2 separate regions of the Mus musculus genome follow, and region 1 is linked to region 2. A link is a loop called in an ENCODE intact Hi-C map of the cell type or tissue named here. Cell type or tissue: heart. All regions are shown on one strand. Each heading gives the region's core, and the rest is flanking DNA. Links, peaks and the distances in the headings are about the cores only.

The links. Hi-C counts contacts between places; a loop is a spot of excess contacts. Peaks named below come from ENCODE experiments on the same cell type or tissue, not always from the same donor. Only the 100,000 strongest peaks of a DNase experiment are listed, where the experiment ranks them.
Region 1: it touches region 2 in a loop (4-fold over the local background); 12 of 42 quality-filtered maps call a loop at or near these places.

The regions. Positions count from the first base shown.
Region 1 is chr14:64,991,415-64,999,745 of GRCm38, forward strand. It overlaps Ints9 (integrator complex subunit 9), which reads left to right. Exons shown (of 17, transcript NM_153414.5): 5 at 1,560-1,699; 6 at 3,568-3,654. Among named protein-coding and RNA genes, the nearest start is that of Ints9, 45 kb to the left of the region's middle. In heart, for the core only: a CTCF peak has its summit at 3,638 (motif pointing left); no DNase peak of the experiment used is centred there.
Region 2 is chr14:64,760,907-64,769,237 of GRCm38, forward strand. It overlaps Kif13b (kinesin family member 13B), which reads left to right. Exons shown (of 40, transcript NM_001081177.2): 25 at 4,097-4,243; 26 at 4,805-4,834; 27 at 6,448-6,547; 28 at 6,707-6,833; 29 at 7,514-7,569. Among named protein-coding and RNA genes, the nearest start is that of Gm26225, 11 kb to the left of the region's middle. In heart, for the core only: a CTCF peak has its summit at 4,001; no DNase peak of the experiment used is centred there; H3K27ac peaks cover 283 bases.

The DNA.
Region 1 (8,331 bases), core at 20-8,019, 230 kb after region 2:
TCATGTCCTTACATGTGAGCTTCAGTGTTGCTTTAACTGCCATTGCATTTGTCCCTCTGCTACTCCGTCTGAATTTCCTTATTTAAAAGTGGTTCCAAAGGCAGCAGAGAGTACAACCACCTCCATCTTGAGGGCATGATGTCTTGCAAGCACAGGGCAAAATGCGGTGTTAAGGCTAATAGATGTGGGATATTGATGTTAGGTTTGTTCTTTCCATATGCCATGGAAAGAACTCTCCCCAGAGAGGGAACCAATAATAAACCAATGTAAGAATGCCACAACAGTCCATCTTGGTAAACCAATGAGTTTTACTGGTCATATTTGAAGGAACATTGGTGAGGGGTTATGTGCAGGACAGAAATGACTCAATGACACATTACCAAATTCCCACCACAACATGGATGGTGGCTCACCAATGATAGAAACCTGGAATGTATTGCACAACCTACAGGTAACTGGACAAGTCCCGGAGTGTATCTTTGAGAAAACTCAGTTTGCCTGAGCATCTTTCAGACAATTCTGCTAATCTGAAAGTGTCCTCAGTAGTGTCCTTCCTGTTTATAAGCTTGGGGAAGGAGGAGCCTAGTAAATCAGGTCAGTTTCAGGGACTTCCTTAAGCCTTGTGTTGTTTGCTTCCTGAATTTTAATGAACTCCCCTGCAGAATGGAATGTTTCCAGTCCCTGACAGCCCTCTGCATCTCATCTGAGAAGGAATATTTAGTCTAAGAGGAAATTCCCTACACAACAGCATAGATGCCACTGTTCTAGCAGTGAGGCACTAGTGTCCTTTACTCACATGCTGGCAATACTGGCAGACTTATTAAATTATTTGTATGCTAAGTCACTCAGCCAGAAAATACCCACACCCCAGGTAGATATCCACACTGCTTATTGTTTGCTTATGTCATCGATATCTTTGTTACTTCTGAGCAGGACTAACAGCTACACAAGCCACTCTACCTTACACACTCTTGTGACCCAGCTATGCTTAATCTCTGTATATCACATGGTTAAGGGTTAGCTCCTCTGTGCAGGAGAGTTGCTGGCTGTGAGCTGCAGTTTCTAGCTATGCCTACAGTCTATGCTTGAGTCCACCTCCCATCCCCCACTAGTATGCCAAGGCTTGTTAGGTGGTAAGGCAGAGAAGCGGGATCATAAAAACCCCTGTAGAGTTCGAAGAAGTCACTGCAATTCTCTTTCTCGTTACCTATCTCAGGAGTATGGTAGCCAGACAATGAAAAGTCAAAAACTTAAAACAAAAAAGAAAGTAAAAGTAGTTGTCTCTCTATTTGCCTTTTGAAGACCAGTTTGCTAAATGTATAGAGCAGAGTGATCCTGGTAAGCTGGCCGTGTTCTCGCGGCTAGCCGTTTTGCCCAGCTGTCAGCTGTCAGTATTAGGACACATCCACGGTGAGAGAGGGGTGGTGTTGCGGGAAAGGCCTCATTATTCTGAAGAAGCAGAGCTACTACTCTACATTCTGACAGCATCATTTGTCAGTCCCGTCCTGCTGCTCTATGTGCCCTGGCACAGACGCACATCACCCTCCCTTTCTCTCCAGACCGAGCTAATAGACCTGTCTACAGTCGATGTGATCCTCATCTCTAACTACCACTGCATGATGGCGCTGCCCTACATCACCGAGCACACAGGATTCACAGGCACAGTGTATGCCACAGAACCCACCATGCAGATCGGCAGGTGAGAGGTGTGGCTGCCAAGCTCCTTCTGTGGCCACTGTGGGGTGTGATACCAGAAATGTGTAATTTATTTCCCAGGACAAAGATGAGTATGCCACTCTCTAGACACAGGAATGCTCACCGGAGATGCCTAGAGATGGGTACCCCTGGTAGTGTCTGGGTCTTTCTTTCAGCATAGCTGTTCATAGGCAGCTCCTCTGTAAATGGTACTGAAGAGGTCAGAGGCTTAGGAAGATGCCACAAAGATCCAGAGCAGAAAGTGTCAGAGCAACAGAACTTTGCTTATTTAAGTGAAGAAGAAAAAGAAAAAACTTTATTACTTTGCTTTGGAAAGATCCCCTTTTTTTCATGATTTGCTGAGGACTATAAATAGAAACTTGTAGAAAACAAGGGAAGAAGAGTAATCAAAAATTACAGTCTTCAGTCAACCAAGAAGGTTGTCCTTTCTTCTTACCCCAGCTAAGCCTTTACAGTGTAGGCGGATGGTATACATTACCATAGAATCAGTTACTTAGAGAAAAGGAAAGGAAAAAAACCTAGAAAGAAAATTATTACTGAAGAAAAAAAATCCACACATAATGTATTGCTTTGAAATAACAGTATAAGGTAAAGCTTTCAGGATCCAATATACAGGGTTGATTGTACTATAAACTGTTAGATTGTACTCTAGTGTCTTACAGATACCCAACAAGATGAGCTAGTGATTAGAAATAAAACAGAACCTTTAGTGTGAAAACGTGACCTACAGCTTATACAAAAACAGGAAGGGATTCCAGGGACCCGAAATTGCCATTATAGGAAAACAAGACAGCAGCCTGGTTGAGAGAAAGCATTACAAGTCCCGTAGTCTGCAAACAATGGCAATCAAGGAGCATGAACCTGGGCCTCAAATCTTGGGGTGCTGGAGCCAGGACTGCTGCCTCGAGAAGGAGACAGTAGTTAGGGAAACAGATGGATGTGAAGTGTACGTGTTTGGGTTTGCCAGTAAACTTACTTGTTGCTGTTGTCTCTAAATTGATACAGAGAGGATATTACCCTGTGTTCTGTATTAGCATGAACTGGATTCAGATATTGAAAATGTATTTCTAGGTGGGTAGGAAGGTGGATATATTGTTTTTTTGGAGGACAGTCTCATTCTGAAACCCAGGCTAGCCTAGAACTCACTATGTAGCCTAGGCTACTCTAGAACTCATGGCAATCTTCCTGCCTCAGCCTCCCAAGTGGTAAGATTACAGAGATGAGCTGCCAGGTCTGGCTCTACTTCTAGCTGTTTGATTATCATCTAGTTTTCAGGGTGCTGTCAATGTCTGTGTAGCCGTGAGCCAGCTGAGTACAGTGCTCCTTGGGCTCCCTTAGCTGTATTTGGGTATTCCATCTCAGAATGGCAGAGGTCTGTCTCACTGCAGATCTTTTGGGCAGCTTTCAAATTAGTTCTTGATGTCTCCCTCTATGCTAGTGGTTCTCAACCTTCCTAATGCTGCAATCTTTTAATACAGATCCTCACGTTGTGGTGACACCCCCCCAGCCCTAAAGTTATTTTTGTTGCTACTTAATATAACTGTAATTTTGCTACTGTTATGAGTTGTAATGTAAATATATGACATGTAGGCTAGCTGATGTATGACCTCTGTGAAGGGGTCATTCTCATGCCCCCTCTCCCGTCCCCAAACAGGTCAAGACCCACAAGTTGAGAACCACGGCTCTAACTGGAGCATTTTTGATTCCCAAACTATGTGTCAGCTTCTTACATCAGTTGAAACGCCTATCTCATGAGACAGGCTAGTGAAAAGGGGGCAAATCCACCATTCCCGGCTGTAGTGTTTGCAGCAAATTGTTCTTCAGTGTTCTTTATGCTTTGTTTAAACTCAGGCTTCTCATGGAAGAGCTGGTGAATTTCATCGAAAGAGTGCCAAAGGCCCAGTCTGCCTCCTTGTGGAAGAATAAGGATATACAGCGGTGAGAACAGCCCTCTCCTTGTTGGCTCCAGAGCTTCTCAAGTCTCCTTTGTACTCCAGCACAGACCTGGTTAGAGTGGAAGGTGGAAGGGCTTTCTTTAATTCACACTCAGGCCCCATGCGGGCTGTGCAGCTTTGGGAGCACCTGGCTCCACGGAGGGCCGGGGTCTAATGGTCCAGGTCACTCAGGGCTTGCCAGGACTGTCTAAAGAGTCCTCACCACAGTGTGGTTGACACTCAGAAGGTAAAGAGCTAGGGATGGCAAGAGGGCTCTGTGGGTAAAGGGGCTTGCCACCAAGCCTGTAGACCTGAATTTGATCCCCAAGTCCCACGTGGTAGGAAAGATCCACACCTCACAGATTGGCCTCTGACATGTGCCTTGTCACATACTTACCCAAGTACATACATCACATACACACAATAAATAAATCTTTTTTTTAATAAATAATGTTTGCTGTTTAAGGAAGCTGAGGAGGACATTTCTTAGATGATGTGAATCAACTCGAAGAAAAGATTTCCTTACATAAAAGCCGGGGGCTGGAGAGGTAACTGGATGGATAAAGCATTTTCTCCTCATTCATGAGAATCAGAGTTCAATCCCCAGAACCCACATAAGAGTGAGCAAGCAAGCCCAGCACGTGACAGGCAGAAATGGACTCCTTGGAGCTCGCTGGCTAGACTGGGCAGAACTGGTGGCTTCAGATTTGGGTCTCCACACAAGTAAACACATGCATGTTCACATACCACTACCACTCACATGCATGCACGCACACACACACACACACACACAACAGTTGTGTTGAAGAGGTATCTGGTTTCATGTCATGGGATGGTGAGAAATTCAGTGTTGATAGGTGGGTAGGGAAGGGAAGCAGGGAGGGCAGGTTGGAATGAGGTTATACAGTCTCCTACAGGGGAGGTTGAGGCTTGCACCATTGAGTGTGTGCAGGTCATTAGTAGGGAGGCCTGTAAAGAGAATGACATGACCACATTTGGTTTGGAAGAAAGGAACTCTGGAAGCAACATGGGAGTTGTGAGGCCTGCAGAGATGGAGACAGGGAGACCAGCAGGGGGCCATGTCAGACCCAGAAGACAAAGGTCTGAACTAAGGCGGAAGCAAGTGAGCTTGAAGAAGACTGCAGCTCCAGGGAGGTGCCTGAGTGGGGTTAAAGGGATCGGTAAGCATAAAGGGAGCTGCAAAGTAGTAACGAGGAAGGCGAGTGGGAGCCAGGACATAGGAAGGTTCCAAAAACACAGGCTTGTGGGTGGTGACATGTGCCTGTAATCCTAGCACTCTGGAATGGGAGGCAGAAAGACCAAAAGCTGTGTCAGCCTAGACTGCATAAGCTAGTTCTAAGTCCATGTAAGAGCTGTGCGCTAGAAACCAGATGCAAACAAAAGATAACTAAGGAAACTAGCAAGTAAAATGGAGATGAGGCCCTTGGATGTGGAAAGTGGGAGATTAGTGACCATCCCCAGAGTTTAGGTAGAGTGTCATGCAAGGACCAAGAGACTGGGCTGTGGAGGTAAGGTAAAGGATAAATACCATGGAAGGAGCATGGAGGTGGCTTGATCCCACACCCACGCACTCTTACCTGCCCTGCGGTAGAGGACACCGGTCAGCTTGACCTGTCGTGTCTAACCCCAGCAACGGCTGCCTTCACCCCTGGTCCCATCTTCTGCTCTTAGCATGGAGAGCCTGGGGGTCAAACTGCATTAGACTTCCTGAGAATTCCTGATCCCGCCCCTTTCTCCAGCTGTCCTGCCCATCGCTTCCTTGTCCCCAGCTGATAATAATGATGATGATAATAGCAGTCAACCAGGCCTCGGAATGTCAGTGTCTTAGATTTTACCAGTCTTCCTGTAAATGTATGTGGGCTATCACGTTTTTGTGTTCCAGAGTTTAGGCACACGTCTCCTCTATGTGTTCCTTGTACACACTGCTTACTTAACCTATGGATGGCTTTTTCTGCCAGACATTGCTCTAAATGTGTTCCTACAGCAGGAACTGACGCTTTGATGAGATGAGCAGTGGCATTATTGAGTTTACAGGAGAGAAGTGCCACAGAGAGGGTTGGTAACTCCCCAGGGTCATCTGATGGTGAGCGACAGGTTCTGACTTTTTAGGTGATTTCAGGCTACAGAGTCCACACTTCCACCCTCTGCTCAGTCAGTCTTTGAGGGCATATCCTGCAGCCCCCCTTATGTGGTGGGAATGGAAGTAGGTGTTCTGTGCCCCTTTTTCCTGTCTTGCAGGGATCTTCTGGGCGTCTCCTTGGTTGGTAGGATGGTGTGCAGGTGTCTCCGAATCATCTAGGTGTGCCATACCCAAGGTGTCCTGTCTCTGTTTGAGTGGCTTCCTTGAATCTGGCCACTCTCCAACAGTGGTACTGCCCTCTTTGTGTGGCATTTACAGTCTCAGCTGCCTTTTTCTCAGCCCTTCCTGTGCCACTCTCTGCCCGAGCACACTGGACCACATGGGACCCCAGGTCCTGACAACCTGCCTCCTTAAAAGAGTCTTGGGGCTGTATTTTCTTTCCCTGTAGTAGACCACATATGCCTTGGCCTCCCTTACGTATTTCCTCTTGTTTATTTATGTTCTTATGTACTCAGCTGCAAATAGTTTTGGCACATCAGAAGCAGCATTCAAAGGTCAGTGTTCCTGATTTCCCAAGTCCTGGGCCAAGTCTTAGGAAGTTCTGAATCTTAATTTGCCTCTTCTGTGACCTTGAGCACAAAAAGAGGCATTTTTTCCCCTTGCTTACCCATTCTTTTTAAAACATAACAAAATAACTGGCTCCCAGAGTAATGTCACTGTGTATTAGGAAGAGTGTGAATGGCGCTTGAGAGAAGCAAGCATAATGTCAGGGGCCTGGGCATTAGTCATGAGATGCTCAGCAAATCTCTTGAGTTAGTGTGGCTCACCACTGGTGGGTAAAGGCTAGAAAGGAAAGGGTATCATGGAAGAGGAGCAGAGATACAGTACACTGCTGGAGATAAATGTGTGCCTTCTGGCCCTGACCAGGACTTTCATTTTGGCTTTGAGACACATGATGGACCTTAGTTATCGATGGCAAAGGGAATAGTCTACTTATGCAGAAGTGATAAAACAAAAGCCCCAGCTTTGTTTTCTTTCTATCCTGAATAAACTCAGCACAAATATTAGGATTGGCTTTAAGATGGAAGCACTCATTGAGGCTGGTGATGGTTCCTTAAGGATGGTTTCTCACCTCAGCACTCGGTGTCTATCTGTGTTCCGTTGCTGCAGGAAAGGGAGGCAGGGACAGGCAGATCCCAGGAGCTGGGGGCCTGCAAGTCCAGCCTACACAGCAAGCTCCAGGTTCAGTGAGATTTTTGTCCCCAAAACAAGGTAGAAAATAATAGAGGACATCTGGTATCAATCTGTGGTTCTACCTCCCACACATGGTAAGCACATCTGTGTGAGCACACAGGAGGGCAGCATGCTGTTATACCCCAGGGGGGGGAAATAGGTTTTAGAAAAAGAACTAGAATTTTTTTTCCAAAGTTCCCTATTTAACTGGCATCCAGCATCAGAGCTCTAGAGCTATGCCTTGGCTAGGTTCTAGGAGTGCTTCATTCGGTCAGCTGAAGGAGCTGGTCCTGAAGGATGCCTGTTATTTTAGGTTCCTCTCATATACCATGTTTGCCCAGGTGATGCAATCCATGACTTTCCTGGGATAGAGGCATGAGATGAGGCCGGGACTAGTTATCACACTCCTGTATTGGAGCAGCTGAAGCGCACTGAGTGTGTCTTGGCTGGTTAGGAATGTGAACTGTTGCCCTTTTTTCTTTCAGTTTTGGTTTGCTTTTTTTTTTTTTTTTTAATAAGAAGCTCAAATCTGGCTGCTTATGAGTGGGTTTTTTAAATGTATTTTAAAGTGCTGACTTACACGTCAAAGTAAAGTCCTGTGTGATTCAAGCAAATCACTGGGAGTCGGATTGAAGATTTTACTTCCAACTACATAGGGATTCTCAAAATAGATCTTGGTCAAGTGCCTGAAATTAATGCACCTAAGTAGCTTGAGTTAGTAATAAAGCCATCAAGTAAAGAAAACAATAAATTAAACATCTTCAAGCTCATTGGTCAAAAAAAATCTGACAAATTCTCTTAAATCATTTGGAGTTGGTTTGAATTAACATTTGATTTATTATTAGGATGTATATTCAAGAATCCTATTACTCTTGCTTTTGACAGTTGTGCGGCTTCTTGCCTTAGTTGACATGTCCCTAAAATTTATGTAGAAGACATCAACCATCCGTCTTCATTTTGGCACTACAGTTTGCTATAGTGTAGAAGATGCAGTTGGGAGGGAAGGAAACCCCATGCAATAGAATTTTCTCAGATTCCCCTTAGATTTTTTAATGAGAATTTTTAAAGCAAAATATTCCTCAAAAGAAACTACTCTGATATCTGGTATTTTTAATATAAATGTTTATAAGGTTAGAATCCTTAGTCATAATTAATAGTCATTATAAGGCATTTCAAGGTATGATGGTGCACACCTGTGGTTCTAACAGCTGAGAGATGGGGACCAGAGGCAGAAGAAAAGTTCAAGGACAAGCTGAGCTACTAGTGAGATTCTGCACTTAAAAAAAGATAAAAATTATAAGATATTGTCATAATCATCTCTTAAGCATTAAGGAATTAAGAACAGAA
Region 2 (8,331 bases), core at 58-8,057:
TATGTATATGAGTACACTGTGGCTGTCTTCAGTCACACCAGAAGAGGGCATCAGATCCCATCATAGATAGTTGTGAGCCACCATGTGGTTGCTGGGAATTGAACTCAGGACCTTTAGAAGAGCAGTCAATGCTCTTAACCGATGAGCCATCTCTCCAGCCCCTGAACAGAACTTTTAATAATAATGATGATGGTCAAGCCCATTTCTCTGAAATAGTTAAATGTATTGGCATTTGTTTATCTATTGTGTATGTTTGTGGATAGGTAATGCCACTGTGCACATGTAGAAGTCAGAGGACAACTTGTGAGACTTGGTTTTCTCTTTTCCTTCAACATATAGTCCTGGGGTTTGAAATCAGGGTGTTAGGTGATAGTGGAAAGGTCCTTTATGTAGCCATCTCCCTGGGTTTTCATTTTCAATCCCATTTTTTTATATAAAAATATTCTCTTATGTCATAGGCATTTTCTTCTATTGTTAAAAGTCTCACTACTTAATGATGTTTTAAAAGTAGTTTCTAAAAGGGTTAAAAATAAGCCTTTTGAAAAATATTTTTATTATTTTGTATATGTCTGTATATGTGTGAGTTTGTATGCCACAGGATGCAGTGCAAGTCAGAGGATAACTTGGAAAAGTGAGTTCTCTCTGCTGTTTGGGCCTTGACAGTTGAACTCGGGTCATTAGGCTTGAAGCAAGCACCTTTACTGGCTGAGCCTTCTTGTTGGGTTGAAAACGAGAAGTGTTCCAGGAAAACTTAGTATTGAGGAGTGGGACTTAAGGCAGACATACCAGGCAGCTTCATGTGCTCATGAACATGAGTTCAAAGCTGCACAGAGAGAGAGCACTGAATATGCAGGGGAGGACTGCCGGCTCACTGCTGGCCCTCCAGGGGCCTAGCAGTGTACTTGTGAGCTCCTTCACCTGGAACACGGAGAAGGGGTTAGCACCAGTGTTGTGGGTTTGCATGAGAATTAGGAGAGTGTTGTATAATTATAGCCCTGTGCTTGACACATGGCAGGAGTGTGTGTGGCTGAGTCCATGCAATGTAGACTATGGATCCCTCACTGATCGCCCAGGTGAGTGGCCATCTGTCAGTCTGTGCTGCTGACCAACAGTGACAGGGCAGGTCTCCATATGTAATTAATCTGTTCAGTCTTCACTGTGAAGGTTTTCTGTGTATGTCCACATACCCTCCTCTTGCTGATCCTTCCTTTTCCCAAACCGTCTTCTCTTCTGCTTTCATGTCACATATCATAGACAGTGGAAAACCTCAGAGTAATCGGTACACATAATTGGAAGTATTCTTTTTACGACACTGTGCCTCATTTCAAAAATCTAGTAGGCTGTTCTCTAGCGTTTTCATACTTTAAGATATAACACTAGGGGGCTGGAGAGATGGCTCAGTGATTAAGAATACTTTCTTCTCTGCCAGCTCTCAAGTTTGATTCCCAGCGCCCAGGTCACATGGCTCCCAATCACTAGTAACTCCATCCCTAGGCTGTCTGTGGGCCCTCCATCATGACATCTATTCACAAAGGCACACACACACACATAAACAAAAAGAATAAATCTTTAAAAACCCATATTATTAGAATTGCTTTCGAAATGAATGTTAAAAGCATTCAGAGAAAAACATGAATGGCTGAAGGAAAGAGTGTCCACTTAAATATTTAAATTTCAGATTAATGTAGAAGGTGGAAGCAAATGAGTTTCTTCTGATGCCTTCATCCACAGGTGAGAGACTTAGAGCAAAAGGGAAGGATTCTCAGCTACAGTATTATGCAGAGACATGGCACTGTAGGGAGACACAGACGAATTTCTGAGGGTGAAGATCTTTCCCTAGGCGTTTTCCTTGGCGGCCTTAGGAAGTCATCTTAGGAAGCCAGGCTCGGTGCCTTTTCTGAAGCTTACTGTCAGCTGGATGTGTCAGTGTCAGTTGTACCTCAGACCCTTGACGGAGAGTGTCCAGAGATGCCAGGAAGGCTTCAGCGAAGGACGAGCATCCTCACCTCAGTGCTGAGAAAGACACTCCAGCTTGGTAAAGGGTTCCTCTCTCAGGTGACAGCGTAAGGACTCAAGGTGGGGCTCTGCTTGAGCGAAGGCCCTTGTAGGAGGGAAGTGAGATGATAGAGGCTGTCACAGAAGCAGGGTAAGGGATGTTTGTAACCATGGTGAGATGCTGCAGGAACAGAGGGGACCACAATAGCAGGAATGGGATTCAGAGTAGTGGCTGAGAGAATGTCCCAATGTGTTCTCTGAGACAGTAAGCCTTCCTCTGTCTTCCATATTATGTTTCAAATATTCAGGATAGGCTAAAGAGACAGAAGGCAGCTACCTGAAATGATGAAGTGGCCTTAGACTTAATAAAGTGGGTAAAGGTGCTTGCCACATAAGCCTGAAGACCCACATTCAGTCTCTGGGACCCTAGTGAAGATGAAAGGTGAGAAGTGACTGTAAAGTTGTCATCTGACCTGCAGTGTGGACCATGGCATGTTCACCCTCATATGCACACACACAAGGGTAATAATAATAACAATGAAATAAAACATGTTTACTGAGTGACTTTTCCCATAAAATATCAGATGCATACTCCTTGGAAATGTTCAGATCAGTGACTGTCCATCAGATGTTGTTAGTCCGAGCCTGTGGCTGCTTGAGTGGATGTTCCTGGCTGTGCAAAACTCTTGGGAGCTTAATTTCTAGATGAGAGGAAAAGTAATTGACTTAAAATTGGATGTTTAAGTTCTGTTGCTTAGATGCTCTTCTCTGTTCCTACCATGCTTGGGGATACCAGGAACCCTTCCCAGTGTCTGCCTAAGTGTGCGGAGTCACAGGGCTTGTTCTGGACACCCAAGCAGGGTCAGTTCTGATCACATTTGCAGCTTGATTTCTTTAATTCTGTGAAAAGGGCATTGTATACAGGTCAGTTCTTATCTTTTTTGTTATTTGTTTGTATTGATTGATTGATTGATTGATTGATTGATTGTTTCAGGATAGGGTTTCTCTTTGTATCCCTGGCTGATCTGGACTTGCTCTGTAGATCAGGCTGGCCTAGAATGCACAGAAATTTGCCTGTCTCTGCCTCCCTAGGGATGGGATGAAAGGTGTGCATCACTACTGCCTGGCAGTTCTTATCTTTAAAATAAGACTGAATCCCAACTTTGGTACCCTGTGCTTTAACATATGTAGGCTGCAAGTGTTTTTCTGCACCAGTTGCTTAGTGACAGCTATAGGACATCACACTTTAAACAGTTGTTCACATTCCATATAGGTCTACTACCTTGTTCTTCATGGCACTTCAGAGTACTTATCCATGTACTTGATTGTCCAGTTGCTGGGGCAAAGGTGACTTACAGTTTAGCCCTTGACCAAGCTTGGCCAGTTTAAATCCCTGTCCCACAGGATTGACATTATTTGTTTCATAACCATGATCTCTGTTGGAAGTAACTTCTCACTTAGTAGGTTGAAATAAAAGCTCTCATGGTTGCCTTGTCTGGAAGTTGCCCTTTTTCAGTCTAGGTCTCATTAGGTAGCCCCAGAACTCTATGCAGCCCAGGATAACCTCAAGCATGGAGATCTCCCTGCCAATTTCTGGAGTACTAAAGTTACAGTGTGAACCACCACACCTGGCTCAGTTCAACACTTTTTATTAGACACTGTTTGCATTTCCTTTGCTTGTAAGTTTTCATTTACCTGGTGTTTTGTCACATACCAGCACCAGAATTTTCCAGGCTGAGCCAGGAGGATTGCCTTGAATTCAAAATTAGGCCAGTGTAGGTAGGCCAGAGCTACATAGCTACATAGCAAAGCTATATAGCAAGCCCCTATTGTTCATTAAAATAATTTTCTTTTAGTTTCTAGTTATTTAGGAATTATAGAAAAATATGCTCATTTTGATTTTCTGTCTATTTGAAAGAAAATTCATTTTCCTGACTAGGTTAGAATGTATGCTTTAGTACTTAACAGTTATGAGGTAGATGAAAGCCAATTGCATTTTTCTATATCAGCCTATAGGGGTCTCTCTAAACCAGAGTTTTGAAACTCATGAAGCTGATTTTGTGTGTGTTTGTGTATATGTTCCCAAATCTCTGTGCTGCAGGGGCAGTCTCGGCGAGTTCAAGTTGAAGTGAAGTCTGTGCAGGAGTCAGGAACTTTACCACTGATGGAAGAGTGCATATTGTCAGTTGGCATTGGGTGTGTGAAAGTTAGGCCACTCCGGTCCCCTAAGATCCACGAGAATGTCCATGTAAGTTTCTGGGCCTGCTCTGTGCTTTTTGAAAGGCAACAGCAGAGCAGAATCGTTTGAGACTGCCACCCCTGCCCCACCATTGGTGTCTCCTTCAGTGCACTGTCTTGACAAGAGCACCTGTACTAGGCTGTTACTATGCTTTGTCCTGTTGTGTGGTGAACTGAGAGTTAAAACCTCTCAGCCTGGCAAACCACCAAGCCTAGCAGTGATTAACTTCCTCCCATGGCCCACCCCTCTAAAGAACCCCCACTGGCTGGTAAAGACTCTTTGCCAGCGGGTGTTTGATTTCCCCTGGAGTAGGGGGTGGTAAGCCCAGCAGGGAGATCATTGTACTGAGTCTGAAAAGGTCAGGGGAGCCTCTTCACTCCCCCCTAGAAGCTCCAAGTCTTACCAGCTTCGACATGGGATGGCTGGTAAGGCTGGGTGGGAGGCCAAGGTGTGATGTATCAATTAGACAAGAAGACAGGAACTGGGGGAGAACATAGTGGTTGTGGTTGGAGGCCTGATGTGGGGGTAAATAATTGTTTTGGTTCTACATAATACGTTGTTTTCTTTTAGGAGGAAGAGGAGGACATGGACAGCTACCAGGTAATTGAGCACCTGTTGGCCTCATCAAATCAGCTTGATTCAAGTACTTAATTACACAGGCCAGGATCTTTCTGCACTGCTACTTGATAATTAAACAATTCTGCTTTTCCCAAAAAGTCAAACAAAGTATGGAAAGGCTGTGTATTGTAGGGGTTCATGGGCTAGGATTAGGACACCCTGTGACAAAGTCCTTTCTTAATCAGGGACACTGCATTGGCCTATTTACAAAGCCACCTCCCAGCTACCTTGCCTGGGATTCCCTTGAGCTGAGTCACCCATGGGCTTAGGGAATATATGGGTGTGTGCGCGCACATGCACGTGCACATCTATTTCTGCGTCTTACATGTGTGAGACTAGGTCACCCTGAATGCCCCCTTCCTTGAGCTGTCCATTAGTTTTGGAGGTTTTGTTTCTCTGTCGTTTCTTTTCCTAATGTGCCAGATTTTGTTTATGTCTGTGAAGTTGCATCTTGTTGTCATCATTTAGAACTGCCCAGGCTCTTTGGAGCCTGATTATGTCATCTGCTGTAGTCACTCTCCTGGCTTTGCATCATCCTAATTTGATAGAAATGTCTGCTTTCCTATAAGTCACTGATTAAAAGAAAAAAAGGCAAGAGAAAAACCTCACCATATCAGCTGGGTTGAACTCAGAGTATGAACTAAGAGAATGGAGCCTTCTTTTAAACAGACATTATCCCATTCATCACTGCTTTCTGGATGTGGTATTTGAGGTCCCTGTGATTGCACTTAGAGGAGATGCACAGCACGTTTTCTCCATCTTGTCCACAGGAATGTCATAGGCTATTTGGTTAAATGTGCTGTTGAAATCCAGACACTGACATCTGCAGCATTCCTCTGAACCACCAGCCCCTAACCATGTTACTAAAGGAAGTGAAGTCAGACTGGCGTGCTGGCAGGTGCTGACTGGTGGGGTTCAGTCTGTCAGTAACCACCCCTGTTGTCTTGCCCACTGCTACCTCCCAAATATGCCCAAGGAGTAGACGCATGTGCTATTGGAGGTGGCTAGACACTTGAAAGCTTCTTTCTGGTAGTTCTGAGGAGTGAACATTTGAAGCTTGTTAAGTACAGTTTGTGTTTCTAGTCCAGCCAGGCAGCCTCACAGAAGATGTTGTTTCTCATGGGTGGAGTTAAGCAAGTACAAAGAGAACCAATTCCTAAAGGCCTGTCCACTCTAGAGTCCACTAATGCTTCCTGCTCTGGGAGTGGTGATCTGAATTGTAGGTAGAGTCACTTGTTGGCCGTTCGTGCTGGGCTGGCCCGAAGCTCAGGTGGTAGACTGCTTGCCTTGCATTCAGTTTTCATGTCCCGATTATTCTGGGCATGGTGACAGAAGCCTGTGGTCATCCAGCACTCTTAGGTGGGAACAGAGACTCATCAGGTTGACTTCATCTTTAGCTCCATAGTGGATGAGTTCCAGGCCAGTCTAGGTTTTATGAGACATTGTCTTTGAAAAAGAAAAGAAGGGAAAAAAAATAGTTGTTGCGTGCTGCTTATGTCTTGGAGTTAGGAGAGCAAAGTTAATTTGGGGAGTGTCTAGTTTAAGCGTGTGGCCTGGATATTGCATTGAGTGTGGCTTCTTCTATTTTCTTTCAGGATAGGGATTTAGAGCGGCTTCGTAGAAAATGGCTCAATGCATTAACCAAACGTCAAGAATACTTGGATCAACAACTGCAGAAGCTTGTCAGTAAACATGGTAGGAAGAAAAGTTGGACATTTCCCTCTCCCCCATTCCTCCCTCCCTCTGCTGCATGCACATATACTCACACAGTACTCCCTGCCCTGCACTAAATCTGTCTAAATGTGGGAACAGCAAGCAGAATTGCTAGACCTAACCCTAACTCTGCTCTTCTAGACAAAACTGAGGATGATGCTGACCGAGAGGCACAGCTCCTGGAGATGCGGCTGACGCTCACAGAGGAAAGAAATGCAGTGATGGTGCCTTCTGCTGGGAGTGGCATTCCAGGGGCCCCTGCAGAATGGTAAGGTCCTACAGTGTGTCTTCTGAAAGCTTCAGGGATGACCAGGCACCTCGATTCCCACTTGTATTTTGCAGTGATGTTGTTAATGAATGGATTGTTCATAATGAGAACTGAGATATTGAAAGACTGTTAAATTATTTTCATGAGTTGGATATGACTATGGCTTGAAACTTTTATTAAATAATATTGTTATTGGCCAAGGTAATTAGGATTTCTGAGAACTTAAATCAATATTTAGTACCACTGCACTTAGCATTAAAAAATAGTTAATATGTTAATTACTTGGATCATTTGTTCCCTTAAAAGAATGTTAGGTCATTATGCAGTTAGAAAACTGCATCTCAACCAGTTTTTGGTTTTGGTGCTTAAGCTGTGCTGTCAGCAAATGTTCTCTGACACTTGACTGGAATTAAAGATAGCAAAGCAAGAAGCCACAAGGATCCCTTAAGTATGTCATTTGTCAAGAAAGCAAGCTTTAGACGGGCTGCTGGTGAAGTGGTGAGTCTGTGAGAGTGAGCTCCTATGCCCCAGCACTGGACGGCTCCTGCAGTCAATCACGAGCCTCGTCACACTGTCTTAGAGGGACATCATTGCTCAGGCCATTGTCCCCAAGGGTACATGTGATCCTGAGGGACTGCTGTGTCTCAGGTACTGTATATAACCTGTTCTTCATGTTTTAGGACCCCAGTGCCTGGGATGGAGACCCACATTCCTGTTATATTTCTTGACTTAAATGGTAAGTTAGAGGTGGCTTCCAGAGGCTTACCTTGACAACACAGTGACAGGGTAATCCTTTATACATCTAGCCAATCATGTTTCGGGGTGTAGTCACCCTGATATAGGCTCAGTGCTCTGTGTGTGGTGTTCTGATGCTGGACAAGGGCTGTAAATCTCAGTATCAGTCTTGCTGTGGTGTGCAGCCCCCACCTTTTCTCCCATTTCTGTCCATCTCTTTCCATCCTTTGAGCCTTATGCATGCTAGACAAGTGTGCTCCAGTGAGCTGCAGCCCAGCCCAGCAGCTCTGGCTGTGGTGCTCACATCTCCCTGTGGCTTCCTGCTTCTCTGAGTGAGCTTTATTTCCCTACCCACTTAGGGGATTTGTCCACACTGATCTATGTTCGACTTCAGTGCTCTGAAGAAAATGTCTATCTGGAAAGGACCAACAACTAGGGATACTGTTTTCTTAGCATTATTTAACGACTTTCTCAGCCTTTTTGTGAGTTCCTGTGAACTTAACCTTACTTGCTTATTTTTCTTTTTACATAACTGTTGTTTTCCCCAGCCCCCGCACAGCCATTCCACCAGTCTCTGTCTATAGGAGGGAAAATAGAAAATGCAAAGGTAGGTTAGGGAGCTAAAAATAAGAAGTCAGCAGTTAAGCTCCACGAAACACCTGCAGAAGTGTGTGTTACCACAAACTTCCCTAAATAGAGAAGCCTGGGCATCCTCAAGTGGTTCCCTTCACTGAGTGGAAGTGTGTTAGGATGCCTGAGGGGC